2 separate regions of the Homo sapiens genome follow, and region 1 is linked to region 2. The links are chromatin loops, found by intact Hi-C in ENCODE. Cell type or tissue: endothelial cell of umbilical vein. All regions are shown on one strand. Links, peaks and the distances in the headings refer to the core of each region. The heading gives the core; the rest is flanking DNA. Region 1 has its middle 29 kb from the start of KL. Region 2 holds the start of LINC00423 (long intergenic non-protein coding RNA 423).

Region 1 (15,645 bases), core at 3,862-7,861, 67 kb after region 2:
TTTGCACCCTAGGTGTGGATACCTCCCCTGCTTCTCCCTGGTCCTGCCCCTGCTGATTTGTCCTCTTCTAAAGAAAGCACCACCCAGCACTGTGCACAGCGCATCCTTTCTCAATCCTGGAAGGTTGCCCTTTTAGAGAGGCTTCGATGTGATTTCACTCACTGATGTAAAATAAGCTCTTATAAACAAAGAAATGCATTTTCTAGAACAGCCATAGAAGATGAGATGGGATAGACAGGCATCCAGCCTGTTGGCAGAGCATGGGGGAAGAGCTAGAAAAGGCATTCAAAAGTTGAGTCTGATCCTGAGGCACCAAGCATTTAACTGCGAACAAAGCAAGCAGCCAGGGTGAGCAAATGCAAAGGAGCGAAATCCTGATTCTTTATAAAGAAGCCCTACTATTAGAAATGCTTCCATTCGTGCATTCCTTTGGGTGAAAGCATCTTATTTTTTCAAAAAGACACTCCTTAAGTTGCAGAAGGGTGGGTGGTACAGTTAAATTGTTAACTTTATCTGATGAGTTAGTTGTTGAGGTCATTTCTTGTAAAAGAGGAGGTGGGAACTGATGAAGCTACACTTCATAGTCTTCACAATATTTTTTCCCTAAGTCAAGCACTGAATTCCAGTGGCCCCAACTATGAGCTTGTGGATTGAGGGTGAGACTCGGTTGGCCTAGCTCATTGCTCAACATAGGATTCCATTTGTAGAGTAGAGACAGGCTGAAGAAACCATGAAGGAATATTTAGATTAAACAAGGCTGAATGTATCTATTCAGTCTCATGGTTATTCCCAGTCACACAGTACAAATAACATACTGTAAAGACGTTTGCAAATACACTTCTAAGACAGTTGCTAAATGTTAGTTTTCTGACTTCAGTTTGACTTTGATCCATTCTTACAGATTTTTAGGTAGTTGGTCTTGCACACGTGATGGTTAGATGGATTGCTCCTTCACTTACACAGAAATACGTGGTCCTCACAGTTTGGCAACAGATGGCTGAAGTTGACAAAACCACTAAGAAAACATAATCAATGTGTTAAAACAAAGTTCACTGCTAACGTTGAACCCTTTCTTTCATGTTTTGATTCATAAGGTAACAGTGCTCTAATCTGGAAAAAGAAAACACTGAAAATCATTTAAAAAGCACTAATGCCCCATTTAGTTGTTCAGAGCAGTTTCTTTTTTTTTTTGGATTAAAAGGAGGTAAGTCATGCTTACTTCTAAGGAAATGGTTACATGTGCAACCTTGAGGGAAAAAAATCGTCAATATGAATGGCATCGTACTGCATCACTGTGAACATAGAATTGTTTTAATAATATCTTGTGGTTAAAAATTTGTTAGACGAAATGGTATTAATGACATGTGGAAAAGAATTGAGAAGTAACTATTGTTTACATGAAAGCTATTTAGCTACTTATGCTAGCAAATCTCTCAACTTCCATATGACATTCTCCAAATGTAAAGGGAAAATTTACATTCGGATGTCTGCTGACATATATGTGTGTGTGTGTGTGTGTGTGTGTGTGTGTCTGTGTATATAAGGAAGCAGCATGGAGAAGAAAACAGTTCTGGGTAAATGAAATGATTAATAAAAAATTATATATATATATATCAGATACCACTCTCCTGCTGAATTACAATATCTCGAGAATTATAGAAATAGGAAATCTAGGTAGAAAATCTAGGTACAAAATAATTTCCTGACGTTGACATCACAACCGATTCATTTGCTTATTTACATTTAATTAATTAAAATAAGTCTTTGAAAAAAAATTTTTTAAAAAGCCCTTTGTTCTGTGCCCACATCCGTTTGAGCCTGCAATGGGATGGTCAGAAGGCCCCGGGTGAGATAACCGTGCTGCAGTTCACAGAAGCACACATGCATGTCTGTCATTGTCTCTGTTCGACACCTTCCCCGACTGCCCTATGATTGCAAGTGTTTCTGTCATGATAGAGAAGGTGCAGAGCAGGGCATGCTACGACCTCGGAGTCCTGACCGGGAGGTACGGGGCAGCACTAGCAACGCCTGCGGGAAGAGCTTCCTCTGGGTACCTCAGGCCTCCATGACTGGCTGTGTTTCCAGAAATTGAATTGTGACAGTATTTACCTGGGGATTCCAAGGGAGGAAAGGATCACATCACCTGTGAGCTTCCTTAACATGAAAGTGACTCTCACCATCCAGAGTAAGGAAATAGAAGGCCACCATAAAGTGACACAGAAGTGTGACAATGAAAGAGAGGAAAGCAATGAAAATAATTCCAGAGAAACTGAAATTCTTCCATACGGCATCCAGTCTTTCTAAAAGTTTAAAGATCCTGTAATTTCTGTGTCATCTATAAATAACCCCCAGGTCCTTAAAGATCATACACGAGTCAGTGTAGTGAACTGTGGTCCATGTTTCTCTTATTTTTTTCTTGTCTTCTAATAATATCATTAAGTAACTCTGAAACATCTTTACTGAGAAAGAGAGCACAGTGACCTTAATTTGAATCATTTAGGTATATCATAAGGCAGCTATGCTATTTAGGTCATTTGAGATAATTTCCTATGAGATATGAGAAACATACACTCAAATTACATACAGCAGTGATAACAATGACATGCATTGACTGCTTAATCTATGTCAGACAGTTCTATGTGCACCAATTATGTTAACTAGTTTAAAGAGAGGGAACAAGCATCACGGAAAATACAAGTTTTACTGTTGGCAAAGTTTATGTTTATCTTATTAGATTTAATAATTCCAGAGGCCGGGCACAGTGGCTTATGCCTGTAATCCCAGCACTTTGGGAGGCTGAGGCGGGCGGATCACGAGGTCAGGAGTTCGAGACCATCCTGGCTAACACGGGGAAACCCCTCTCTACTAAAAATACAAAACTTAGCCTGGCGTGGTGGTGGGCGCCTGTAGTCCCAGCTACTCAGGAGGCTGAGGCAGGAGAATGGCGTGAACTGGGGAGGCGGAGCTTGCAGTGAGCCGAGATCGCGCCACTGCACTCCAGCCTGGGAGACAGAGTGAGACCCTGTCTCAAAAAAAAAAAAAAAAAAATTCCGGATAAAATTATAAGATAAACTATTCGTAGTCCCATAGATCACAGGTGACACAAAGGGGTAAGATATTAGTAATGTCTAAACCTGACAAGAGATTAATATCTGGAATATACCAAGGAGCTTGCTGCTGCATATCAACAACAACAAGATACCCCACCAGAAAAATGGTCAATGTAAAGGAGAGACAGTTTACAGAAAACATTCTGTGTGAGTAAACATATGAAGAGATGTTCAAAAGCATTACTAATAAGAGAAATGCAATTCAATGATGAAATATCCCTTTGTACCCATTAATTTGGCCATAGTCAGAGAGCTGGCTGATGGCTCCTGTTGGAAAGGGTGTGAGGTTTGGCACCCTTTTACCTGCTGGTGGGAGAATAGACTGGGACAGACATCTGGGAGGTAGTGACACCACTCAGTCCAATTAAGTGGAGCCATTCCACCCTAGGGTGCTCCTTGGGATATTCTCACTATAGGCTCATAAGGGAACATGTGCAAGGGTGTTGGTTGCAGGCTGTCAGTGGCAACAGGTTGTGGATGCAATCCAATGTCCACCATCGGGATGGGTAGAAGGTGAGGGGGTGAGCAGCCATGGAAAACCATGCCATGGTTAGAAGCAATAGATTCAATTTCCATATAGCAACATGGATCGACCTTAAAATTACAGTGCTGCCTCAGAAACGGTAAGAAGCAGTTTGAGATACGTATCATATTTCCATTTATATGAATTAAAAATAAATCCACACAAAACGACAAATGCACATTTCAGAGGAATTCATGCCCAGAATTTTTGAAAGCGCACTAGAATGTTTGATGAGGGAAGTGGAAAGGGACTGGTTGCAAGGATCAAAAGGAATAAACAAGTAAGTAAAACAAAAGGGAAAAACACCTGTGGGGTCTCAACCCAATTCTATTTAATAAACACTTCTTAAGGCTCTACTCTTTCCAGACGTTTTATTTGAACATGTTCTTTCCGGTGGTATATGAGCCTAATTTGATTTATGAACACAAGATAATGAGACTTTATAACTTTAGATAGAAAATTGCATGTGCCACAAGAACAGAGAGAAAAACGAAAATTAATTGCTGGAGAAAAGTATTTTCTAAGTGCTTAGATGATAAGATAAAGTGATATGTAATAAATGAGATTCCATCTTTAATGTAACTTTTATCTCAAGTGATGCCAGAAACCATTAAAAACCAAGAAATATAATTAAAAATAAGCTGTAACATAAAATAATGTTATGGATTTGGAGAAGATTAAATGTTATTTAAATTGTTTGTACAGTTAACCTTCTATGGAAAATAGAACTTTAGAGGTATACTTAGATATTTCTGTTTATGAGTCCCTAGTTGCTATGAACTCCACGCGTTGTAATAAAACGGATTCTTAGGCCCTCCCCCGCCCAAATCACTCATTAAACAAATATTTATTAAACACCTACCATGTGCCAGATACTGGGCCTTAATGACGATTTTACACCATAGCTTCCAAATTCATATCTTTACCTGGGACTTCTTTGAATTCCAAACTCATAGCACAGTTATTACTGCTTGACTGTTTCAAAGGTATCACAAACCCAACACCTTCAAAACCAAACTCATGATTCATCCCCTAAAACTATTGTTCTTCTTTCCATTTTTTCCTCTGACAATGCCCCACCATCCATCCGCTTGGCACAAGCCAGACACTAAGTGGTCATCTTTGGCGTCTCTCCCTGCCACTTCTCTTAGCTAGTCGCTTCCCAAACTCTTGTTGGTTTTATTTTTTATATATTTCTCGAATTTATCACTTTCTCCCATCTTTAGCCACCATCCCACTTGGAGCTACTGTCATTATCTCTTCTTTCTTTCTTTTCTTTTCTTTTTTTCTTTGAGACAGTCTTGCTCTGTCACCCAGACAGGAGTGCAGTGGCATGATCTCAGCTCACTGCAACCTCCACTTCCCAGGCTCAAGCGATCCTCATGCCTCAGCCTCCCGAGTAGCTGGGATTACAGGTGTGTGCCACCATGGCTGGCTGATTCTTTTGTATCTTTAGTAGAGATGGAGTTTCACCATGATGGCCAGGCTGGTATTGAACTTCTTGAACTTCTGACCTCAAGCAATTCACCTGCCTCCCAAAGTGCTGGAATAACAGGTGTGAGCCACGGCGCCTGGCCATCTATTTCTTGACAGGACTCTCTGGTCTGCCCAGCTCTCCTCCTCATTCTCTACACTGAAGTCAACTCTGTTCATGCCATTCCTTGTTCCTCTTCCCCCCTTAAAAATCAATGTCTCTTAAGTTGAAGAAAAAGATCTTTAAGGTGGCCTGTGATGCATTCATGGTATGCTCCTCCCCATCTTCCTAGCCTCATCTCATTCCACCCTCTCTCTTACTCTTTTTGCCCTCCCCCACTGGCCTGTGAGTCTCTTGTATGTATCATGCTGCCTCCTGCCACAGGATCTTTGCACATGCTATTTTCCTAGCATCATCAGGATGCTCTCTTTCCCTCTCTTCTGTCTTTTTTTCTCTCTCTTTTTTTTGCATAGTTAATCCATTTGCTCATAAATATTTATTGAGGACCTACTACATGCCAGGCACTGATGTAGGTGCTGGAGATTCAGTGATGAAATAAACTCTCTTAATTCTTGAAGGTTTCACTTTGGTGAGTTGATCTTAGACTGGTGGATTAACTCTGATTCAGCTCAACTTTCTAGTTTTGGGGAAGTCCGATCCCCCAAACTAGATCAGACGTCCTTGTTCCAAGTTCTCAGACCCCATGTGCTCCTTCCTAGTACTTAGCACAGCTTGAACTTACTCATTTACTTGAGGGTTTATTTGAATGTCTGACTCATCCATTGGTCGGTAGGTTTCGCCAGGGCACAGGCACTTCTGGGTTTGCTCATCACAGTATCCTTGGGCCTGTCACAGTGCCAGGTGCGTAGAAGATGTTTGATATAGTAAATATTTACTGATTGAATGAAATGTAAATAGAAAAATGGCCACTGCCCTGAGGCTATCCAGGGAAGATGATGGATGGATACACAAATGGCACGTCAGAGGAATGATGCTCAGAAGTGCTGTGTACATGAAAGCTGGAACAACACCTAAAGTCCCTCGTTTCTTTCTTTGTTTTTTAAAACTGGAAGACAAGTACATTTATACACTGAGAATGAACAGCCAGTGGAGAGACAAAACAGATACAAGAGGGAAAGACAGTGCTGGGGACAGCTTCCCTGGAGAGAGGGCAAGGAAGAGGTCTAGAGCCCTGTGGAGGGACAGCTGTGTGGCTGGCAGTGGGCGAGGAGCTCTGCCTGGTGGCATTGACGCCTTTGCGGAGTCTTAGGCTAGATATTTACTGCCCAGTATGGTAGCTGCTCACCACAGGTGACTACTGAGCAGTTTAAATGTGGCCAGTATGCAGGAGATGCACTCTAGGTGCAAAATGCACATCATGTTTTAAAGACTTGTACAAAAAAGTGTAATATGTCTCATTAATAATTGTATGTATTAATTACTTGTTGAAGTGATGATGCAATCTATTTTCATTTTTCCAGGGAGTGAATTATGTTCTATCAAGTCACTGTGAACACTGAATTAGTGAATACTTACCCATCACTCCAAGAGGAAATACAAGGCTAGGTTCCTACAGCAAGCCTCTGTCACAACATTTTCATCAACTGATCAACATGTAACTTTGTTTTTCATGTTTCTGTTTAAAGACAACTTATTTAATCTATCTTGTTGATTTATTAACACTGAACTGACAGTCAACAGTACTATAACTCATGCCTGAATGAAGCTTCTCCAACACACGTATTTTCTCCATAAGGTACATCACAGCCTTCTTGTGCTTAGGAGCCTTCACAGCTTAGGAATCCCGGACAGTACTTCAGCAGTATGCTCGGAGACTAAAAAGGAGCACAAAAATGTAGAAAACATGGCACTACCTAGACCCTAAAAAGGACGCTTGCTTACAGCACGAGAGTTGAAACAAGAGGCAGCGCACCGCCTTGCTGGACCTCAGCTGGGAGCGTGCATGTTGGGCGACTCAAGCTTTTCACCACTCTGCATGTCGGCAAATGGACACAAAAATGCTGCAGGTATTGATTTTGGGGTTACAAACACATTTTTATGAGTAGATGAATTTGCAAATACAGAATCAGTGGACAATGAATATTGACTATACCTTGGGTGAAATAGAGCATATTATAAGAAGTAATTTCACCTGTTTCTTTTTACATTTTAAAAATTCAGCTGCTAGTAAATTTAAAGTTTTATACGTGGTTCACTTTCTATTCCTATTGGACTGCCGTGGTCTAGATTATTATTGAGAGAGAGAATCAGAAATGGGTCAGACAGTCTTAAAGGGAATGAGGAGGGTGGTACTGTCTTAGACCAGAACACGCCAAGTGCTTGCTCGGACCTGGCAACACTTCAATGCTTTTTGAAGCAACTTCCTCAAAAATGTCTAAGGCCACCCTTCTGGTGCCTGGGAGAGGCTGCAGTGCTCTTTGGGTGGGGCTTGTGAGCCCTGATTGGACTCTTGTGGGTCCCATGGTTCTCCCCTTTCGGGCGCTCTCCAAAACTCAACCCCATTCCCCACACAAGGGATTCGCCAGATGACCAAGGAGCTCGGAGCTCGCGCCCATGGGGCTATCCTGGGGTACTACAGGAGAGCAGCCTCTCAAGTGAATACCCTTTGCTGTCTGCCATGATCTTTTTTTCTTGGATCATGTGGGATTGGGCCACCGGAATGATGCTAATTTGAGGTGACTCACTCACATAAGACCCAGGATCATGACTCTTCACAAGTACTGATTGGACAAGAAACGAGTACAAATAAATAAATGCCTTTTCTCTACCCATTGTTCTAAGTCTTCACTGATAAATCACTATACCTCACATGAGCCCATGCATTTTATAATACATGAAAATCACATTGTTTATATAGACAAGGTCCCTGAAAAAAAAATTAGTTGTCTGCTAGGCAGCCTTGGGTGAAGACGTGGAACGGCCATGGTGGGGGATAGAGGTGACTGGTCAGATATGCACAAAAGGGCTGCAAGCAAGGTGGATGGGTTAGAGACAGAAACTGGGGGCTCTGGCTGGATGTACAGAACTTTAGAACATTAGAGAATTAGGGAAGTCAGGGAAAATGTGTTCTTATCCTACAAACTATCCTCTAAACTTCAAGTCAATTAATAACTGACTCCTAAGTCTAGCTCATTGCCCTGGGTCAAGGTCGTTCCAGCTTTGCTCCTAGAATCCTTCCGGGCACCTCTGGCATGAGAAGGGGCTGGGGTCTGTGCTCTGCCCATCCTTCAGGTGTATTTCAGTGGTTCAAGAATGAATAGAAAAGGCTCCTTTTGAGAAAAAGGAGTCTTCACCTCAAATCAAGTCTGAATCACCTAAAATTGCCCTAGGTCCTGTAACTAAAAATCGAGGAGGCTGAGGAGAGAAGGACTCCCAGGATGGCTGGAGCTGGAGGTAGCAGTGTAGTTGTGCTGAGCTCAGCAAGGTGCCTCTTCTGGGGCATGCTGGCCCAGATTAAGAATGAGCTATGAATTAGGTGACTATCTCAAGTGCTTCCTACATGGGAAAGCACTTTAGGTTTAAAGTGTTCTAGATTCTCACTCACATTAAATTCTTGGAGATTCCCTCTTAATGCTGCTACATGAATATTTTATAGATGTGAGATTACTGTGTGCAGGAGATGGTATTTATATCAGATTTGATGAGCAAAAAAGAAAATTAAAATATGAAATTATCTGTTTTCCTTAGATGGCTACTTTAAAATGCAGATCAATATGTTCTTGCAGTTTCTTAAAATTATTTCTTCTCTTGGACACATCTGTTCTTTCTTACCTCATTCCTTTTTTGTTTTGCAATATAACACAATTTAAGGAAATGCACTTGGAATCTAAGCTGCTAGAATTTTTGTACATACAGAGTAATCATCTTCATAGTTTTTATTCCTTTTTGGGTGTTTGTAGAAAAATACTTTCATTAAAATGAGTTTTAAATTTCTTTATATTTTTATTTCAGTTAGTGGCTTTCCATAAAAATTGCCCAAACAGTGAATGTGACAGAGTATATACTGTAAAAAATGTTTTATTTCTTATCAGGTTTAAAGTAAATATCTCTATTGTCTTATCAGGTATAATTATGTTCTTTCTTGTACTACACGAAATTCCTCTCTCTACTGCACATAATTTTATGTACATGCATCTTTGGAAACTGTCATTCTATACCTTTTAAAGCAAACTCACTTTTGAATTCAGCAAACTCACCTTGCTGAATTATTATTATTTAATATATACATCACAGCCTTGATTTCTTGGTGCCTATTTTCTAGGGAGACATAAAACAAATGTGACTCATACTCACCTTATTTGAACACATTATCTTTAATTTAAAAGTTATATTAAAATTAGTTTTGCCACTTTTTTCATGAACTATGATTATTCTAAAATTCGACTTGCCTCCTCTTGCCTTTGATGCTTCAGCCACTGCTGTTGACAGAGTGTTCCCACCAAAGGCAGTGAGAATAATTTGCTCATTAATGCACGCAACACTATCAGTTTTTCCACACTGATACTCTGTGTTCTCTTTGTAACACGGTCTGATGTCTTATTAAGTTTCTGGTCAACTTCCTCTATTCAGCAGATGTTTTCATTAGGCTGCCTGTGATGATTCCTATGGCTTTGCCTATGAGGTTTTGGTTAATTCCAAAGCTATTGGTACACATAAATGGCTTACATTTTTTTTTTTTACCCTGAAATAAATGACTTCGTGAATCTTGAATCTCGTCAGGCAACATGCCAATCAAGAGTCAGTTTCACTTTGTGTTCTCCACTCTTAATTTAAAACAATGATGCGGCCCTGGCAGATTCTGGTACTTCCTAGAACTTACCTGAGATATCCGGCAGCATTTTATGTGTATCAGCTTTGCAATGCAATGACCACCACCTTCACCCTGTGATTTTTTCATTCTGCTCTCTGACTTCTTTTGCAGCTGTTCACAATAGCAGCTGCTTGGCTATCTTGCAAACTTGTTGCAGATGTTTTTACTTCCTTTTTTTTCAGATGATAAAACGAATAATCTAGAAAATTTGGAAAATATCAAAAGAACAAAGAAAAAATTAAAATAACTTATAATCATACCACAAGGAGAAAAGTTCTGTGGTTTCAGGGGTGGAGCCCACTGAGGGCAGACATTGGCATCTCCCCTGCTGGGCATTACCAGTCCTTCACATGCCTTCACCAGCAGTGGGCAAGGTCTGGGAAGCAGGAGCAGGAGAACATGCTGGAAGCCGTGCAGTGACTACACCCAAGAGATGTGAGCACACGTGAAGGTCCCTTTTGGAAGGACTCTTAAAGGGGAGTTGCAGATTCTGCATCTGCAGGTCGGAAGCCAGAACAGAAACTATGGCATAGAAATACCAGTGTGACAGCATAACTGTAGACTGGTAACATCTGCAATGTTCCAGTTACATATTTCTTCATCTCTCACATGTTCTCTATTAAAATTTGGATATATTTTGTGTATACTACTTTGTAACCTTCTCTTTTTCAATTAATAGTAGTATTCTCCCATACTATTTAGTACCTTATTTTAAAAGGCTTAAGTTTATAAAGAAATTATCAGAAAAAGGGAGTCCATCCTGTCAGTAGCCTCTCTGGACATAAATGACTTTGCATCACCAAAATTTAGTATATAGGGAAGATAAAACAGGAAGAGGAGAGGATACCTGCGTACCTCTTTATTTGAAAGTAATTGACATTCATAATGAATGAACACACAGTGACTGAGTTCCCATTCCTTAGACAGTGGTGTAGGAAGAGCAAAACATTTAACAACAGATTTTGCCTTAAGAAACTACAAATCTAGTTTGGGATACAAGATTAGAACTTATAAAAAAATTAAATAATACGAGAGTTAAGTTGTACTAAATAGTAGCATAAAATATTTCCCAGGAAAGTGCATGCTAATGAGTACTCCAGGCAGGAGTGAGTCATGAAATAATCACTGCTGGAAAGAACCTTTGGAATCATGTTGCCCAAAATTTTCATTTGTACCCCTAGGTTGGCACACATGACATTTGGTTATTGTTTGCTGTCTCTTCCTCCACCCAGGACCCCCAGCACCCCCAGCCCCTTGAGGGTAAGGGCTTGGCCCGGGCATCGCCACAGATCAGGGAAAAACTCATTTTAAGCACTCAGTAAAGTTTGTGGAAGTCACTATTTATCAATTCAACTAATGTCATCAGGAAAGTCGTATGATACTTTGAAGGTGTTTTCAGCTTGGATAACTGTGGGGATAGAGGTCACAATAATGAACCTAGGGAAGCCAGAGGATAAACTGGTTTTGGAGTAAAATCATGACTGGCATCTGTATTAGTTCCCAGGGCCGCCATAACAAAGTACCACAAACTGGGTGGCTTAAACAACAAAAGTTTATGCTCTCACAGTTATAGATGCTGGAATTCTGAAATCAAGGTGTCAGCAGGGCCTGCTCCCTCTGAGGTTCCAGGTGGAATCCTTTGTTGCCTTTGCCTGGCATCTGATGGCTCTTGGCAATCATTGGTGGTCCTTGACTTGCAGCTGCATGGCTCCAATCTCTGCTTCCATCATCACATGGTCTTTTTCCCTGTGTGTCTGTCTCTTCTTCTCTCCTCATAAGGACAGCAGTCATATTGGATGAAGGGCCTAACTACTCCAGTATGACCTCATCTTAACAAATTACAACTGCAATGATCCTATTTCCAAATATGATCACATTCTGAGGTACTAAGGGTTAGGACTTCAACCTATCTTTTGGAGAACAAATTCCGATCCATTACTGTATTTTATCGTTCATCATCTTTAAATCTCCCCAAATAGAATATCCTGTTAAATTTCCCCTTCAGCCCTGTAAGGTTGCTATTACTATCTCCATTTTGCAGGTGAGGCTCAGAGAGGTTGAGAAACTTTCTAGGGTTACACAGATAGTTAGGTGATGGAGCCAGGAAGCAAAGCAGTCCACCAAGCCCACAAGATCCTCATAACACACACTGGTCTATTTATTCAGTAGCTACCATGTGTCAGGCACCCTACAAGGGGTAGGAAAGGAAACAGAAAAATTCCTGTCTTCATGGAATATACATTCACGTGGGGAAGCCCATCACTAAACAAGATAAGTTGATTTGTGGCATGTAGGTATTGATAAGTGCAACGGATAAAAATAAGGCAGGAAAGAGCAACAGAAAGTGTTGGAGTGAGAGGTTGCAATTTTAGGTTGGGAGTGCTGCTCCTACTCCCCCGAGAAGGTTAGGAACAGATTGCCTGATTGCCTGAGGGCAAGCGCAGAGCGGGAAGACCAGTGAGGAGGGACAGCACTGCAGTGACCAGGAGAGAGGGCATGGTGGCTTGGACCAGGGTATTGGCAGGGGAGGTGGTGATAAGTGCTTGGATTCTGGATATTTTTTGAATGTAGAGTCAAAAAGATTTCATGAGTGATTGCATATGTGGTCTGAGAAGTAAAAAGGCAGGGACGACTGGGAGACTTTTGGCCTGAGCTACTGGAAGGAAGGAGCTGCTACTGTCTGGGTTGGGGATAAAATGGGTTGTGAAGGAACTCTCAGGAGTTCAGCTGGGGACATGTTAAAATGGGGATGGGAGAGAGGAATCAAGCACATCCATCCATGTGGCCAGGCAGCATTCTGTTACTTCAGAGAGGCTCATACAGGTGAAACTATCAGCAGTGGAGAAGGCTGCCTAGCTGCCCTTGGGAGGCTAAATTGGGTTTTGAAGAAGAAGATGGGGTCGTCCTTTGCGTCACTGGTAGAGCTTACACTTTGGGCTTCACTTTATTTGTCTCCATGTAGCACCTTTCTCAGTTGCCAGACACATAACAGGTATTTCATAAATATTTGCTGAATGAATGATGGGTTTTACAGAAAGAGAACGAAAAGTTGTAACACAGGGAGACCCCATTTCCTCAAAAATAAGAACAAAAATAAAATGAAAAAATTAGCCTGGTGTGGTGGCATACACCTGTAGTTCCAGCTACCTGGGAGGCTGAGGCAGGGGAATGTCTTGAGCCCAGGAATTTGAGGTTATAGTGAACTAGGACTGGGCTGCTGCACTCCAGCTTGGGCAACTAAGCAAGACCCAGTCTCTAAAAAAAAAAAATAATAATAATAATTAGCCAGGTGTTGTGGCATGTGCCTGCGGTCCCAGCTACTCCACACCACTGCACTCCAGCCCAGGTGACAGCTTTGGCTGCATTTAGAACTGCTCACATAGTTGTGTTAACAGTCAGTAGCAAACTTTATAATTTTAAATCATCATACAGTTTTTCATGCTGGGCACACCTTACACTCATCCAATTTGGCAAATATTTATTAAGACTAATTAGTTTCTTTTTTCATATACATTATATTTCTGCTATGTTCGTTTAAGTATTTAAAGCCACTTTCAAAAACTTATTAATTTAATAATTAGATTCCAAGTGGGATCCATATCAGAGACTAGAAAATCTAGGCTAAAAAATCTGGCAAATAAGTGTGAGTCATCTGGATTTGACATAGTGGGGAAAATATAGGTATATGGAAATGTCATGTTGGAAAATGAGCATGTTGGGTAGTTTCTTTCAAAACAAAGTTGTCAAACACAGAGGTGGTAATTATATAGTAACAAACATCTGCAAAAAAGTTGAATCAAATATGAAAATTTTACAAATAATCAGTTTTAATATAAAGTAGGCAAAATTAATTAAAAGACTCTGAGGGCCGTGTGGAATCAACTTGTGAAACGGTGATGGCAAATCTAAGTGGAGATGTTTATAGAAAACTTTAATCGTCAAAACCCAGGCAATTAACTAAGTTTTTATACTTTTTTTGGTAAATTTTCGAGTGTGTTTAGTAATTATTAAGTGTATCTTAAAATAAATTACTTAGTTTTTTAAAAGTATGCACTCAATGCTTTAATCAATTCACTTTGTTCCCTCAATTCTGATTTGATTTCCTTATAACCAGGCAGAATGAATGATCAGCCTGTGTGGTCACTATGACCCTCAGCGAGGGCAGGTAGACATTCTGGCCTGTAATCCTCAACACGACCCTCTCTTACTTTCGTTTCCACAAGTTTCCTTTCCCCATCACTTTCTTCTGGAGGAAATTCTGCATCTAGACACTTTCCCTGGGTCATAAACTTATGTACTTTCGAGACTGGCTTCTCACAAGTGAAGCTTCTGGAACAAGGCCATCCCGTTCTTCTATTTCCCACTCGCTTTTCATTCCCTCTCTCTCTGTTGCAGTGCATGTTATATTAGTACAGGCTTGCTTGTGTTTTCTTCTTCTCTTTCTTTAGAGACAGGGTCTCGCTCTGTCGCCTGGGATGGAGGGTAGTGGCATGGAGTACCTGGGACCACAGGCAAATGCCATCACGCCTGGCCAATTATTATTATTATTATTATTTTAGAGACAGGGTCTTGCTTTGTTGCCCAGGCTGGAGTGCAGTGGCCCAGTTATAGCTCACTGTAATGTCAAATTCCTGGGCTCAAACAATTCTCCTGCCTCAGCCTCCTGGGTAGCTGAGACTACAGGTGCATGCCACCACACCAGGCTAATTTTTAAATTTTATTTTTCTTTTTATTTTTGTTAGAAATGGGGTCTCCCTTTGTTACCCAGGCTGGTCTCAAACTCCTGGCTTCATGAGATCTTCCCACCCTGGCCTCCCAAAATGTTGGGATTCCAGGTGTGAGGCACCATGCATGGCCTGCTTGTGTCTTCTGTCTTGTTGAGGACATATCTTGTCTCCTCAATCAGATGATAAGCTGTATGTGCTTCTGATTTGTGAACATCTTTTCTAGTCCTCACAGAACACACTGGAGCACTCTAAGGCGTTCCCTTACTGGACAATATGGGATGTTACCACCAACTTGGCCATCCCGGTGGCAAATGGAGAGAAAGGAGAAGCCCATCATTGGCCAAGTTTTCTCTGAGGGGGCTTTTGTAGCTAAAGTGAGAAGTCAGCTAATGGAAGTGGTCCCCCTTCCTCATGTTGTACAACATGACCCAGGAAGGGCTGCAGCTGACAAAAAGACCAAGAACAATAGGATCTAGTAGCTGCTGTGGCCCAAGCAGTGGAGAAAGTCTGCTCAGTGCAATGCCCTGCTCTTACTTCCTGCCAGTATTCAATTCTGGAGGAAATGCAATATTAAGTTCCTTGAGATATTCCTCATTTTTATCAAGGTTTTTGAAAAATGATTTTAAGAAGCCATTGGAATCATTTTTTTTTTTTTTTTTTTTAAGATTTTACACTCTTGAAAATCAACAGAACTTTTAAGGAAGGAATGGTTTAGCATGCCCTATCTTCCAGGATCCTCTCAGAGGGGGCCCAGCGGCCTATCGGTCTAAGTCTAACACCAACCCTTGGCCCCAGCATGAGCGCCGCTGGCACGTTCGGCCAGAGCTAGGTTGGACTAATGCTCAACAGTCCATTCATTGCCTTGCAACTCTTCTCCAATCACTGCCCTAACTTCATAAGAAAGCTGTGAATCCTTGGAGAGACAAAACCAAGACACAGAATGAAAGGCCATTGCTTTTCCCCCTACCCTGCACTTAACT
Region 2 (15,645 bases), core at 7,002-11,001:
CTGTAGCCTTAAAGTATTACAACCCAATCTTGTTTCTGCCTCTGGCTGTTCTGATCTTTAAAAGATTTTGGTTTTTAATACAAAGTACATGATGATTTGCATGTACTGAATAAGATTGTGATCCAATGTCTTTGATGGTGGCCTTCCCTTTTATTGCTATCTTCAAGTAAGGTTTATTCAGTGCCTACTGTTCAGGGCTTTATCCTGGGAATATACAAAACGATGTTTGAGTATCTTGCCTCTGCCTTCTAGGAGTTCAACTTAAGCCATCTTACTTCTTCCCTCCCTCAAACGTTTTTAACAGGCAGAAAAATGAACATAAGAGGAATTCTTCAATAATTTAAGAGACAGGCCAGAACAAAGGCTCCTCCAAAGAATGAATGTTTAATGGCATGTTTCCAGAATGTAGGCTGCAGGAGAATGTGCACCCGGGGTGGGAGTAGATCAAAGGAAGGAGGTTAAATTATGGTTTATTTCTCATCCTTTTGTAGAACTCTTTCTGCAAGACATAGTTTCTTGGAGGATGTACCAGTTATCAATTGCTGTATAACAAGCCACCCTAAAACTGAGTGGCTTAAAAAGCACAGTGATTTATTATCTCTAAGGATCCTTGGGCTGGAAATCTGGGTGGTTCTGTTACTTGTCTTGCCTGGGCTCACTTACTGGCTGTCGTCACCTGGGAGTTTGGGGCTGAGGGTCTAAGATGGTATCACTTACTGTCAGCAGATGGTGCTGACTGTGAGATGGGGTGTCTCTGTTCTTTTTCACACAGTCTCTTATCTTCCAATAGACCAGAATGGACTTCTTCACAGCATGGTGGTCTCAGGGTCCTAAGACCTAGCCTCTAGAACTTGCATGGTGCTACTTCTGCTACATTCTATTGGTCCAAGTGGGTTTCAAGGACCTTCCAGATTCAAGAGGTGGAGAAATAGACTCCATCTTTTAATGGAAGGATCAAAGGGACATAGACCCAGAAAGCCATGATTCACTGTCATTATTATAACAATCTGTCACAACAGAACAGGGGTCAGATGAATGGGGATGAGGGGAGGGCTAGAAGATGGGGGGACAATAATCTAAGAACTGAAGACAGAGACTTCCTTTAGAATCTTTGTTCCTGTCTGCAATTATAGGATTTTCATGTGTCAGCAAAGGATAGGTTGTCTCTAGTTATTTGTTTCTGGGGAAATAGGCTCAAAGGGATGTATTAGTGAAGGAAAAATAATCAATGCTAGCAATTTTATTAATGTTTGGCACTTGGGGAAAATATGTAAAATGGAAAAGCAGAACAAATAAGAATACCAAAGAGATGTGGGGAGGTTATGTACCCAGATGCAAGTACACTAAAACAGAAGATTTTATCAGGAAATTATATATACATTATATGCTATATGTATATATTTAGCATACACATGAAATTCTTTCTTCTATAAGATAAAGTCAACTTAGGGTTGAAGCTTTTAAAGGTGGTTTTCCTTTTTATAGCCCTGCAATTTAGGCAGGCCATCACAGGGCAAAAGACATGTGGGTCCTTTTATTCAAGTCTCTTAGAGTCACATTCATGAATTTCTTATACATAGTCAGGAAACATGTAACCCTTTATTAAAGGAATTTAACCTAAAATCCACTATAAACTCGTTTTTTTAAACGTGACTTTTAGAAAAAATTCTCGTAGCACATTGTATACCTTTCTCATCAATCTTAAACTTTTCCTTATTCATTTTCTCTGAATCTAAAATCAATAGTCTTTCCAAGCAGTTTCTGTCTTAGCAGCTACTATCATTTGTCTGTTGAAGCCACAAGAATACTTCAGTCTTCCTTCCGAGGTTAGTGGACTTCATTAAAGAAATAGCTTTAGTTTTCTTTCCAGCATGCCATGTCTCTATTTTCTTTATCATGCGGAAGTGAAAAAATGTCAAATAAAAGAGGAAAGAAGTCACAGAGATCATAGTTGTGTCTTTATCCACTGCTAGTTGACCCTTGAATTTATTTTTGCAGAACTTCCTCATCTTTTCCTCCTTTTAATTGATTTCTCTAACCAGAGCTAGTATGAGTCTGAATGAAACATAGGCAGCTTACATTTTCTCCATCCGTCATAATCGATAACCACTTCCTTATAAGCTGTCGTAACTTCAGGCTTCTATGGCAACTTTCTTGGTGGACCTACAAGAATTTTTAACAGTTTGAAAACCAATCTTAAAGGTTAGAAAGGGTGACTCACACCACTTTTATTGTATAAATGCCTTCTTTATTCCTTGAGCCAGGACAACTCAAGTAAATCAGGAAATAGGCAAGAAAACAAAAATCACTCATTTGGAGATGATTACTCTGAAATATATGTCTTAACTATGCCCCACACTGAGACATCTTTTTGAAAAGTGTTCTAGTTAGTTCTAAATGAACTTACCTAATTCTCTTTCCTCCACAGCCCTCAGATAACACAAGCAATGGCCCTTCTCACTCACCAACTCAAGCAACGGTGCATCTCCACCTGGTATTGTGGTGTGGCAGGTCTATGTGGCAAGGGTTTTGTCTCCGTACTCTGGGTGAAGGTGTTGAAGATGATCCTGAGGCCTCAGTTCTCTGGAGGGAGTCTTGCGGGTAGTTAACTTCTGCTGAATCTCAGTATAGCAGTGCAAGGTCAAAACCCAAAATGCGCTCAATCTTGAGTTGTTGAAGTTGGATGAAAAGTGAAGTCATTATTGGGCATGACATCTGGTGTTTCAGTCCCAAGGCCACAAGCAGAATGTTACAATCTCTGAAGCTTAATGATTTTGCATTTCATGTAGCAGCTTAAGTTTTTCACAGCCTGAACTCAATTAATTTTCACAGCCCACTGTGGAGGTGGAGAGGGAAGTGCCATATATTTTTGCAGTAGGTGTGATAACCTGTCATTGATCACTCATTTGATGAACACCAAAACTTTGCCTGCACTTCTGGGAGGACAAAGAAGCCTCCTAACTGTCTGGTCTGTGGATCAGGTGCCGCAGGTCCTCTGCTCTAGACTATCAATCTTTTCAGCTGGTCATTTGGAGGGCATTACAGGGCAAACCATGCGCAGTTGAGACCAATTGCCTGTGCCCATGGGCAGAACTGTCTGTTGATGGGCAGAAAGGACAGCTCTAGATAACAAGCATGTGAACAACACCCCCTGGTGTTGGTGAGGATGGATCAGCAGGCATAGACATAAACTGCTGTCAGGGCTGTAACAGGAGCAGGCTTTCCTACCAACAGTGCTCAGGCAATGGAGTATCAGTGTGGTGATATATCATTATTCTAATTGGCTGTTTGGGTTTCATTGTATGGGTATGCTATAATTTATTTAATCAACATTTAAGTTGTTTCCAATTTTTCACCATTACAAAAATGCTTAATGACCAGACTTGTATATCTTTCTCTGTCACCTTGACCCATTATGGCTTCGGGGGAAAAAAAATCCCACGAATGGAATTGTTGATTCAAACTTTAAAATACTAATACATAGGGTCAAGTGACCATCTAAAAAGTTGTGTGCTAAGATTATAAATCAATTACCTAAGTTTTATTTCAGTACTTTAATAAAAATGTATATTTTTATGTCTAGGTATTTGCTCCTTCTGAAGCTTAATTTGGGCATAGAGATTTGTTATTTCTATTTTTTCCAAATGATTAGTCAGTTTATCCAACCCATTTTGTTGATAGTCCACCTTGATCATATATCAAGTTCTCACACACACATGAGTCTGTTTCTGAATTATGGATTCTGTGCTATTGGGCTTTCTGTTATTATATAATGGTTTAATGTTTATACTTGTATGCTTATAATATCCAATAGGACAAATGCTCTCTCATTAATTTGCCTGGCTATTTATGCATGCTTATTCATTCAGAAGAAATTTGAAATAAATTTTTTTCCATAACAAAGAAAAAAGTCCCAAATGATTTTTGATTTGGATTTGCATTAAATTTAGTTTTATTTCAAAGAATTGTTATTTTTACAATATATAGTACATGTTAAAAAAGAGGATGTAGTTTTCCCTGCAGTCAAACATCTTATGTTTCTCAATAGAATTTTCTTATTTTCTTCACATGTCATGCACATGACTTATTAAACTGTATTCCTAGCAGTTATATATATATAAAACTATATATTATATTTATACATATGTGTTATAAATGTATTCCTAGGAGTTATGCATATATATAAAATACAGTTACACACATATAGCTCTATATAGATAATATTTACAGATAGATAACATATATAGTAATATATAGATAATATTTACAGATAGATAACATATATAGTAATATATGTTATATATTTATATATGTTATAGCTGTATTCCTGTATATATGTTATAACAACTGTACATATGTTATAACTATATTCCTAGGAGTTATATATAATATATAAACTATTATACATAAAATATATATGTAGCTCTATATATAGAAATATATATATATAAAACTATATGTAATATATATAACTCCTAGGAGTACAGTTATAACATATATATAATATTTATATGTATAAGTTATACATATATTACATATATTATCTATTTGGTAGAGATGGGGTTGCCCAGGCTGGTCTCAAATTCCTGAGCTCAAGCAGTTCTCCTACTTTGGCCTCCTAAAGTGTTGGGATTACAGGCATGAGGCACCATGCCTGGCCTGGAATTTTATATTTTTTGATTTTATAATTCAAGGGATTCCCCCACTCCCAGTTATAGGTCTCTAGCCTGCTCCACTGGAGTCGGCTAATCTGCTTGGCCCCTGGTTGTGCAGTCATCCGGGAGCTCCACTCAGGACTTTGAACTGACACCTGCAAGGGTCGGCGGAGTGAAGAGGCTGGGCCAGGCCCTCTGCCTTCTCCTCTTCCTCCTTCAGTCCTCATCCACCTCTGGTTCCAGTGTGTGGAGCAGGCTCTGTTGTCCTAGTAAATAAAGAAGAATCAACCAACTTCACAAAACCCCCCAGAAGTGACCAGCCATAAAAATATAAGCTTATTCCAAATACCTGGGACCCTGTACCTGGAGTCGTCTGCCACAGGGCAGGTCAGATGTCCCATGGCCGAGGGCTCAGGAGCTGTGGCTGGCGGCTGGTAGCAGCACTGGCTTCTTACCTTGGCCGTGGCCCTAAGTTCCCACATGTGGGAAGTCAGCCTAGTGTGCCATGTGGGAAGTGTCCAGGTTCTTCCTGGGGACACTCTTCTGCCTACATATGTAAAGAGACAGATTTCTGGGGTGAGAAAGGCAGCTCCAGCTTTTAGAGGAGCCAGGAAATCTCCCCAAGGCTCTGACCTGAAGAAAGAACACTCTCTAGAGAACAAGGGAGCTCAATCTTTTTTTAGTTCTGATTTCTATCTCCGTCATTAAAAATCAAGCTTTAAAAATAAGACCCTATCCATTATGTTTTAATAATCATCACTCGGGCTTAAAGTGACTAATAATAAAAGGTTTTTGTTTAAATATTAAACACTAATGGTTTTGTTCTGCTCTTGAGAACTGGAGGCAGACAGTTGAAAATGGGTTCACAGTGTGCCCTGGCCCTGGGGTCTGGGCTGATGACTAAGGTGACCCCTGGGAAATGGCACCTGTAATCGGAGGCTTGACTGTCTCCCACACTACCCTTACCTTGGCCCATGTCACAGTCCCAGGCTGCCTCCTCGCTCTGGCAGCAGTGTGGGGCTTCCCAAAAGGCTTTTGCCTTTTTGTTTTCCCAAATGACCAATGGATCTTTTAGAGAGGAATCTATTGTCAATTGCTTCCTTTTTTTTTTTTTTTTTTGATGCTACAAGACTACTTTGAAGCTCAGAAAGCCAAATCCTTGATCTTAATAATAGTAGCTATTATCTGGCACTGAGCTGAAGCTTTATATACATTATGCTATTTAAAGTTTACAAGAACCCTGAAGGATACACAATATTTTTCCTATTTTAAGTATGAGAATTCTGAGGCTTAGAAATTTTAAATAGCTTTCCAAGGACACCAGATTGTAAGCAGTAGAAGGAAGATTTGGAATCAGTTTTTATCTGATTCCAAATAACATGCTCTTTCCATTGCCCTAACTCACATAACTAGATAATAATTACATAATGGGTGTAGCCCTCTTGAGACATAATTTTACTTTTATTGGACAAACCTCTTTTTTTTTGAGTGAATGGTATTTCAGGGATGATTTCAGAGCATGAGCAACTGGGCATAGTGGCATAAACATAGTAGAAAATACACTGGGCTTCACCATGTGCCAGCCATTGTTCTGAGTATTTTGTAAAGATTAAATCATTGGATCCTCACAACCATGCCATGATGTAGTGTTTCAGCATGTTCAGGCGACTATACCAAAATACCATAGACAGGAGATGGCTTATAAACAACAGAAATGTATTACTCACAGCTCTGGAGGCTGGGAAGTCCAACCTCAAGGTGCTGGTGGATTTAGTGTCTGGTGAGGGCTTGCTTTCTGGTTCATAGATGGTGCCTTTACTGTGTCCTTGCATGGTAAAAGGGGAAACAAGTTCTCTGGAGTTTCTTTTATAAGGACATTAATCCTGGTTATGAGGGCTCTGTCCTCATGGACCTAATCATGTTCCATAGGTTCTGTCTCCTAATACCATCCCCTTGGAAGGTAGGATTGCAACAGAGGAAATTTTGGGGGACATAAACATTCAGACCATAGCATGCAGGTTCCGTTACTATCCCTCCATTCTACAGTTGAAGCACAGAGATGTTAAGCAAATTGTCTAATGTCTGATAACCAGCAAGTGGCTGAGCTGGGATTTGAACCCAGACAGGCTAGATGCAGAACCCTGTGCTCTTAACCATGTATATAGGGCCTCTCTAACCAAGACAAGGGAGGCTATAGGAGGAGGCTTCATGGTGGGGTGAGGACCAGTGGTTAAGAGTTCCATTTGAGCATATTGTATTTGAGGTGGACTATTATGTATCCAAATGGAGCTATCAAGAAGGCATTCAGGTCTCAGTTTGGAACACAGGTAGTACGTAAAGCCTGAGATAAGATGGAATCACCTCTAGAGAGTGTGTGCATGGAGAAGAGAAGAGACCCATGGCCCTTTCCATATCCTAAAGTTGGGCAGAAGAGGGAGGGTTGGCAAAGGACTCAAGTGGTTCTTCCCTTTCTCTCACACCCACATCCCAATCCTCAAGCAAGTCCTGTGGATTCCAACTTGACTCCCCCCACTCCTTATCACTTCCCAGACATCCACATGGCTCTCTCCTACAATCTGCAGAGTCCCCTCGCGTCTACTCTGATTCCTTTCTGGCTGCCACCATCCTTTCTAAGCTCTTACCACACTAGCCTTCTTGTTTGGAATATGCAGGCACAGATCTAAGTTATACCAAACTCAGCCAGGGACATCATCACTTATTTTCCTTAAAAACATTTTTTCCCCCATATGCCTAGAGTCTGCAAAACAAACTGTGATGAGAACATGGCATGCAAATCCAGCTCTTCTCTCTTCTACATGCATCATTAGCCCAGTCACTTTTGACAACGATGAGCAGTGGGACACATTTGGCTTGCTTCCTAGGGATTTCAGCGTAGAGTAAAATTCACTTTTATTGAATAGGTAGAAATCAAGGTCAACCTCTAAAATGGGTTTTCTTGGAAAAATGGAAAGTAGTAATTTACCCCATGAATCATATTTTTAAAAATTAAATTCTACTTCAATAATAAGAGGTGATAGAAGATGCTATTGTATTTCCTTTTTTGCTTTGTTAAAGAATCAGGATTGAGGCCAGCTGTGTGTGTAGGAGAAAGAGTCAGCAGAATCTCTTTTTATTTCTTCCCTAATCTAACTCTTTCTGAAGGGTCAGAAAACTAGTTGCTGTTCCTTTCTTGTTTCTTGATCTTTTCTCAGCCCTCTGCAATATTACTTTTTCCTCTCTGGCTTCTTATTGCCTGTCTTCATTCATTCTTACTCCTTGCCTACCACCCACCGCCAGGAGACTGTCCTGTGTCCCAAGAGCCTACTCTGGTTCCCGATGTGTAGTAGCCCTCCCCGCACAACATAGCCCAGTGGCCCAAGTTCTCACACACTGCTCTGCCTTTGCTTAGGTAGTTCTTATTGCGTGGCATGTATTTCCCTCATTTTTCTACTTAAAAAACTTACTGCCCATGACTGGCTCAACTGTCCCTTCCTCGGAGAATATTCATCAACCACTCTCTTCCTCCCCCAGGGAGAACTGAGTCTTCCTAAGGCTGTTCCCATAATACTATGAATAGATTGCAATGCAGGGGATCAGAATATGCCAACCTTGAAGATGCCACTTTGGCTTAAGAATAATTTTAAGCTGAAGGTGATTGAGAAGCAGCAAATGGAGGAAAAGCTTTCTATCCTCCCTTTTCCTAACTTAAGGCAGAATATGAATTTCCCTTGGTGAAGTTGTTCCCCTTTCCTTTTCCCATATCCAGAGTTGAGAAACGACAATTATCACTAGAGACAAAGAGGGCACCAGGTTGGGTCTGCACAAACAAACATTACCAAAATAACTCTTATCATCCATTAATTTTCCCCATATATTTACCTTTCCACAATTTACCACCCCTAGAAGTCCCAATCCCCTTTTGCTTGCTTTGTCATTTCTCCATAAATTTATTGCCTTTTGTTAAGATGGTATATAAGCTCCACATTCTAACATCCCATTGAGTTACTCATCACTGTTCTCCAATGAGTACATCTATTGCATATATAAATAAATTCTGTTTTTTCCTCATGTTAATCTTTTCTCATTTTGATTTGCGAGTCCCAGCCACTCAATAAAAGAGGATAGATGGGGAGCTTCTTTCCTCTCTTATAGCAGGTACTGAGCTTACTTCAAAGTCACTGTGACTTCATGTCTCTTTCTTTTATTAGACTATGTACTTTTGCATTTTTAGTATTTAACACAGTACTTGGTGCAGAGTAGGTGCCCAGCCCACGGTTGCTGAATAAATGAATGAATGATTCACAGTGAGGCAAAATTCATAATTTTGCTGGAAGTTTGTCATCCTGATTATAAAGAGTCACATGCATGTCAACTCCCCACCCAGTTACCACTCTGACTATCCTTCCAAGTCTACATAGTAGATAGCCCCAGAATTTTAAAACTGACAAAATTCCTGTTTCTGATTCTGTTTCTGACTCACTCTATCGCTTTAAATTATTCACTTCCTGTCTACAATGGTGTTTGTTGGCTTACAAAGCAAGGTGACCCTTGAGGGATGATAACAACTAAGGGCTTACAAATGATTTCAGAATACCATGAACTGTGTAAATGTGAATACTGTTATGAATCAATAAAGTGGGTGAGGGAATCGAAACTGCTCAGCTCTCTCTTGAATTGCTAACTGCTTTATCTGTCAAATTAAAAAAGTACTAAAACCAACCCAAGGGGAGAGTCTTGGTATTCACTCTTCCTGTGAGTAATTTTTTATTAAGAATAACAAATTAGACAAGAAGCCAGAATTCCAGACAAGGGGGTTGGGTGGGGGTGTGGGGGTGGGAGGTTATGGGGGTTGGGGTTGTCTCTCTTGCTCTAATTCCCACTTTTGGTGTGTTTATTTAAGTATGTGCTTGCAAAGAGAATGATGCATAAATTATTAGTACCCAAAGGCAGTTCCTCTAAAGGGAAGAGACTTTACAAATGTTGCAGCAACTTTTTTTCCGTGGGGTGCTGAGGGGTCCTGAAAGGATCAAGAGCCATTGCGGATGTTTCTCCCTTTATGCTGCGGGAAAAGGAGGGGAGGCCCTCATGTTTTCTCCTGTAGTCAAGCCAGGGTGAACATCTGGTGCTGCTGGACCCCTGGACTACCCACAATGGGTAGGTTATGATGGGAAATAATTAGCTGATTCAGTCCATGGCTGGAGGAGAGAAGCCATACTGAACGCGAGCTAGCCTGGCGTGAGAAGATGTGCCTTCCCAGCAGTCAGACCTCAGTTAATACCAGGACTAAACAAGGACAAGCAGTCTCTCAGGGAATGAGGGTCCCCTTTTAGAGGATGATTGGCTTTAGGACTAAAAGTGAAGACCCTGGTGTGCTGGCTTGTCTCACGTGCCTTGTAACCACGGCCTGCATGCCACCCAATATTATCAGATACAGACGGTAGGCTGTGTCCTGAACTCTGCCTCCCCACTTCCCTGCGAGGTGTTCAGGGGTCTTCTTTTGACTTAGGAGTGTCCTGAGGGCCCTGTGGGGAGGAGGAAGGGCCCACAGGGGTGGCAGGCACGGTGGTGCTCAGAGGCCTGGCGCTCATTTTGCAGACGTCGCTGGGAAAAGGAAGAACAATTCCAGCTGTGTGAAGACTGAGTGGCTGCAGGTTTTCCACTCTGGTCAAGTGCAGTTTTCAAGGAAGAGGTTTGCATCTCACCCTGGGGAGGACCAGCCTTACCCTCAGGCTGAGCCAAATGCCCATTTCCAATGCCAAAAAGATGACCAAAAAGCTGTGTTCTGACATTTTAAAAAAGCTCAAATATTCATATACAGCCACATGCATATATAAAATATGAAAACATAGTGTATAATTGTTCACAATAATTGTGGGTGTGTTAGTGTGTATTTTGTATGCGTATGTGTAATATGTGTTGTGTACATTCTCATATTCTGAAGATAATACATACAACCCCTTCTTGAATCACATTTTTTCCTGGAAAACTTGGGTAACACCCCCTTTGTTTCTAGTTTCAAAGACTCAAATAGGAGGAAAGAAATTCTTTTCAAGTTAAAGCAGCACACATGAAGTTAAAACTGGAAAAGGCCCATTGAGATTTTTATTCAATTTATACCTCATTTTAAAAACATGAGAAGTATCTTGGAAAGCACTTAGAATCGATTGAGTCGGGAGACCCTGAGTGGGCACTGACTTGTCTGTTTGGGACATGTTTACTGATGTATGAAGTGGATTGGGGGCTGGGGACAATCAGATCCTAATGGACTCCAGGAGGCTCCCTGACCCTTTTGTATCCATTCCAGGGTCCAATGCTGATATATTTGTAGATTTCATTTTTGTGACTAGATCCCGGAACATACTGTTGAGTTAAACCACTCCTGCCCTGGAAAGGTATTATACGCTTAGAGAAACAACAACCACAATAACAAACTGAAGCTTGATGAAGAACTACAGAAAGATTGAAATCAATCACTTTCAGAATGCTGAGGGACCTCTGCGACTGGAGGCCTGGCAACACTGCCAGTTTATTTACATTTTGTGTTCTATGGTCATGACCGCAGAAGGTTGGCCCTAAAATGGAATCTGTTCTCCTATTTTACGGGGCAACTCTTTGCTATGACAAAATAAGAATGGGCCTCTTAGCTTCTTGGATATTCCATCCAAGATTACAATGGTTTCCTTACTGATAAACCTTAGGCCTGAGCTCCTCAGGTAAGTATTTCACAGGACAAGTATGATTCTTGGCCATGCCTATTTATTCATAAACACATTACATTTTGAATAACCTTGTGAACAAATATGTTAGGAGTTGCATACAATTATGGTGGTTGTGGACTCTGCCTTAGAGTCGGTGGACAGTAATCAGCTACGGACTGGTCTGAGGGGCACAATAGAGGCCCCTGGAGATGGATATTTCTATAGAACTTGTTCATAAGTACTGATGGGTTAGCTGGATCATCTTCTGATAAGTCAGGTTAAAAAAAATTATTTTTTAAGAGACAGGATCTTTCTCTGTCACCCAGGCTGCAGTGCGGTGTTGCTATCACGGCTCACTGCAGCCTTGGCCTCCTGGGCTGAAGCGATCCTCCCACCTCAGCCTCTTGGGTAGCTAAAACTACAGGTGAATGCCACCACACTTGGCTAATTTTTAAAATTTTTTTGTAGAGATGGACCCTCACTATTTTGCCCAGGCTGGTCTTGAACTCCTGGCCTCAATCAATCCTCCAGCCTCAGCCTTCCAAAATGCTGGGATTACAGGTGTGAGCCACTGCACGCAGCCTCAGGTAACAAGTTTTAGTGAAGTAAGATGGATGTATTCTCATGTCTCTCTTTTACAGTTTATAATTTAATGATTTAAAAACACACATACACATGCACAGGTGTATCAGGGATGGCAAATAGGTGTCATCTTTCATGGAAATGCCAGTTGATTGGTGAATGCCACCCTGAGCTCTGTATTGAGAAGAATGATGAATCTGTGGGAAGGCCCTATGGGAAAAAATTGTAACAGTTGATTAGAGATATCCTGTAAGGGAATGGACATTCTTGGGGGTTGAGGGCGATTTTCTATACAAATACGAGGGCTTTTCTTGTAGGGGGATGCTGAAGTAGTGTGGAAGAATGAAATATCACATAGACGTGGGTTTCCAACCTGTCAGGTGCATTATTATTTGATTCCAGCTTGTTAAAATAACTGCAGCACTCATTTAATACATAGTAATAGCTTCCTTAAAAATATCAAAAGTTCAACTATAATTTGTGTAGTAAGTATAAAACAAACAACTCAACTGAAGACAGGAAATGGGAAAGAAAAATAGTGAGTTCATTTTAAGCTAGTTATATACACAAAAATTAACATTAAGTTAAATTCCTATGTTATCCCTAAACTTACATTCGCCATGTTTCCTCATTTCCCACTATTAACTCAAACATTGTTTCACAAACTTTGACCTCCATAAACACAGGAAGCATACATTTTAATAGGGTAAAGATGGGCTTTGTAGCAAAATAATTTTGTAAGAGGGCCCTTATCTCTTTGCATTTGATAGCAGGGAAGGAACCTCTGACTTATGAAGGAGGAAAGAGAAGAGTCAAATTTATGTGACTTGAGCCCTTTGCTTCAATCTGATTAGTTAGCAAATCGTTTTTTCAAATTGTTTAGTTCACTAAGCCATTAATTCAGCTTCCTTATCAGCACAGAGCAAGGCATTTTATAGAATAGCACTGGAATAAACAAAAGCACTTTAACTCCAAGTGATTTGCTTCATCGTTTCATTAAAGCTGACTCTGTTCAAATTGTGTCTGATTTCATATTTTCCTCTCTTAAAGAAGGGCTTATGTTATTTTATTGGCCCATAGGTTAAAAAAGAGAAACAAAAAAGGATGTTTTCAGACAGTGATTGCGTCGTTTAGATATTGCATTCAGCTACTAGTCACAGACACCCAGTGAGAGTCCCTTAAGCAAATTAGAAGCTTATTTTTTCTGCCATATTAGAAGGATGGATGATGACATGAGCCCAGTGGCGCTGTGCAGTGCCAAGGACCCAGGCTCCTTGAGACTTCTTGCTCTTCATCTTTGGTCGCTGGCTTTCATCCTCAAACTCACCTCATGGTGCAAGATGGAAGGAGCTTCAGCAGCCATCATGTCTCCATTCCAGGGAGGAAGCAGGAGGAAGAGGGGCTGGTCTTCTTTTAAAAAAACTTTCCAGAAGTCACACCCCACCACTGGCCATGTTCCAGACGACTCTCACTGGCCTTTTGTTGACCTCACCCACCTCTGTGGCCCTTGGCCACTCAGCCACCCCTGCATGGACTCTGATCCAGCCCGACAGCACCTTGCCTCCTGCCTGCATCCTGCGTATCTTGTTCCAAGGTTTCCCTATTGTTGCTGAGACCTGAGGAGCCACAGAGAGTCCACGTGACACCCATGCTAGCATGATCCAGAAAGGCAGATGAGTTGTTGCTTCACAGGTGGAGCTTTGGCTAAGGGGAGATGAGAGCAGTCAGTGTGAATGAGATAAGCTCTTCTCCCCTCCAGCCCCCACCTCCAGTAGTTCAGTTGCCTTTTGGGGCGGGGCCCCGTGAAATTAAGCAGTCAGTTGCACTGTCCAGCTTAGTAACATATCCTCATATAGGCTCTCTCTCCTCCCCTGCTTTACTTCCCCTGTCCCTCACCTCTGCTTTCCTGGGATTGCATTCTCCAACAAATTAGTAGCACATATAGTTTTATGTCAGGTTCTGTTTTCTTGGGAACCCAGGCTAAGGCAAGGCAGAGCTTGGTGACATGGCCATATTCCATTGCTAAGGGGCCAAACAATGTAGTATTTTAGTTGGTAATATTGACATCTCTAATAACATCAGATTTCTATTGCTAAGGAAGGATGGTAGAAGCCTCTGCTGTAGTGACACACGGCATACAGAAAAGTAAACTGAGTGATGGCAGACAGTAAGCAGGAGCAGGGCCACATCAAGGACTGTGTCTACAACTGGCTCAGTCTCAATTGCAGGCCAAGTCAACATTGAAAAATTCCATCACCTGCATTTTTGGTAAGCTGGAGATGCTGGTGCCTTTGGGAATGCAGCACAGGGACAAAATCAAAGCGAGACAAATTGCACCAGCTGAGATTGTTTTTTCCTCTTGAGTCTGGAAGAGTCCCACTATCTAGATGCAGCTTGCAGCTACAGTCCCCCAAGGCATGGTGTAATTCAAGCTAAGCTGCTTCTAGAGAAGACGGTCTTAGGAGATCTTGGCCGCCGTGCCAATAAAGTGACTCAAGAGGCTGCTCAGCTGCCCCCAGAGGTCTATTATTTTTATCAGGACTGTGGAAAGTGGGAGTTAGTAGGTGCCAGTGGAAGTGAAGTAAGGTGGGGAGCCTAGATGAAAATAGAAGTTCAAGATTTAAAAAGATTTAAGAAGACTTACTCTCATGGGGCAGGGCCATCAGCACCAAGAAAGCAGCTGGTTAAGATGCAAGTGAGTTGGGCATGGTGGCTCATGCTGTAATCCCAGCACTTGGAGGGGCCGAGGCAGGAGGATGACTTGAGTCCAGGAATTCAACACCAGCCAGGCCAGGATAGCAAGATCAAGTCTCTACAATAATAAAATTTTTTTTAAAATTAGCTGGGCATGATGGTACATGCCTGTAGTCCTGCCTACTTGGGAGGCTGAGGCAGGAAGATCACTTGAACCCAGGAGTTTGAGGCTGTAGTGAGCTATAATGGTACCACTGAACTCCAGCTTTGATGACAGAGTGAGATCCTGTCCCTAAAAGAAAAAAAAATTAAAAAGAAGAAACCAAAATAGTTGAAGTAGGAGAAAGAAAATGGGGTTACCCAGAGACCTTTAAGGACGGAAGGTGAGAACAAGTCCTAAGGAGTTTGATCTGTATGGACGTTTTTCTTGGTTGCGCGTACAGGGGCTGGCATCTTAGCTTGATTCTTTTGGGTTCAGCTTGTTTTTTCTTTCTAATTTTGGACATTACTTGCAAAATACAAAATCTCTGGAAAGCTTCAGACCTTAAACACATTATTGATCAGTGAATACCTAAATAGGGATTAGTTGATAAATCCTGACAGCCACAGGACCCTTGGTTGTGGGGTGTGGGGATGTGGGGCTGGCATGTGGAAGAGAGCACCTGGGGCCTGAAGCAGACAAAAGGACAGAGTTACCAGTAAAGGGCTGGTTGAAGTCCACAGCATTTGATTCTCTTCCGTAAGCAGCTCATCAAAGCTGCAGAATGTTAGAAATACCAGGAAGAGTACAAACAGTGCCAATCATATCACAAACCATTAGTCCAAAATCACAGTGCAACCCAGATTGTCTTAATAAATGAGCAAAGCCAGGACAAACTTCACAGCCTAATTTTATTAGGTGCTTCTCAAAGTGCAGAGAGAAAGGATGAAACCAGATAGGATGCTTTAGGCTGCAAGTAACAAAAAATCCAGACACAGTGCTCTTAAATAATATGGCCAGTTGCAGGGGTGGTTAT

The links. Peaks named below come from ENCODE experiments on the same cell type or tissue, not always from the same donor. Only the 100,000 strongest peaks of a DNase experiment are listed, where the experiment ranks them.
Region 1: it touches region 2 in a loop (8-fold over the local background); 1 of 110 quality-filtered maps calls a loop at or near these places.

Annotation. Positions count from the first base shown.
Region 1 is chr13:32,979,104-32,994,748 of GRCh38, forward strand. No RefSeq gene overlaps it. Among named protein-coding and RNA genes, the nearest start is that of KL, 29 kb to the right of the region's middle. In endothelial cell of umbilical vein, for the core only: no CTCF peak of the experiment used is centred there; no DNase peak of the experiment used is centred there.
Region 2 is chr13:32,908,558-32,924,202 of GRCh38, forward strand. LINC00423 (long intergenic non-protein coding RNA 423) reads right to left here and starts at 3,095. Exons shown (of 5, transcript NR_047020.1): 1 at 2,466-3,095; 2 at 2,080-2,163. In endothelial cell of umbilical vein, for the core only: no CTCF peak of the experiment used is centred there; a DNase peak (open chromatin) is centred at 9,164.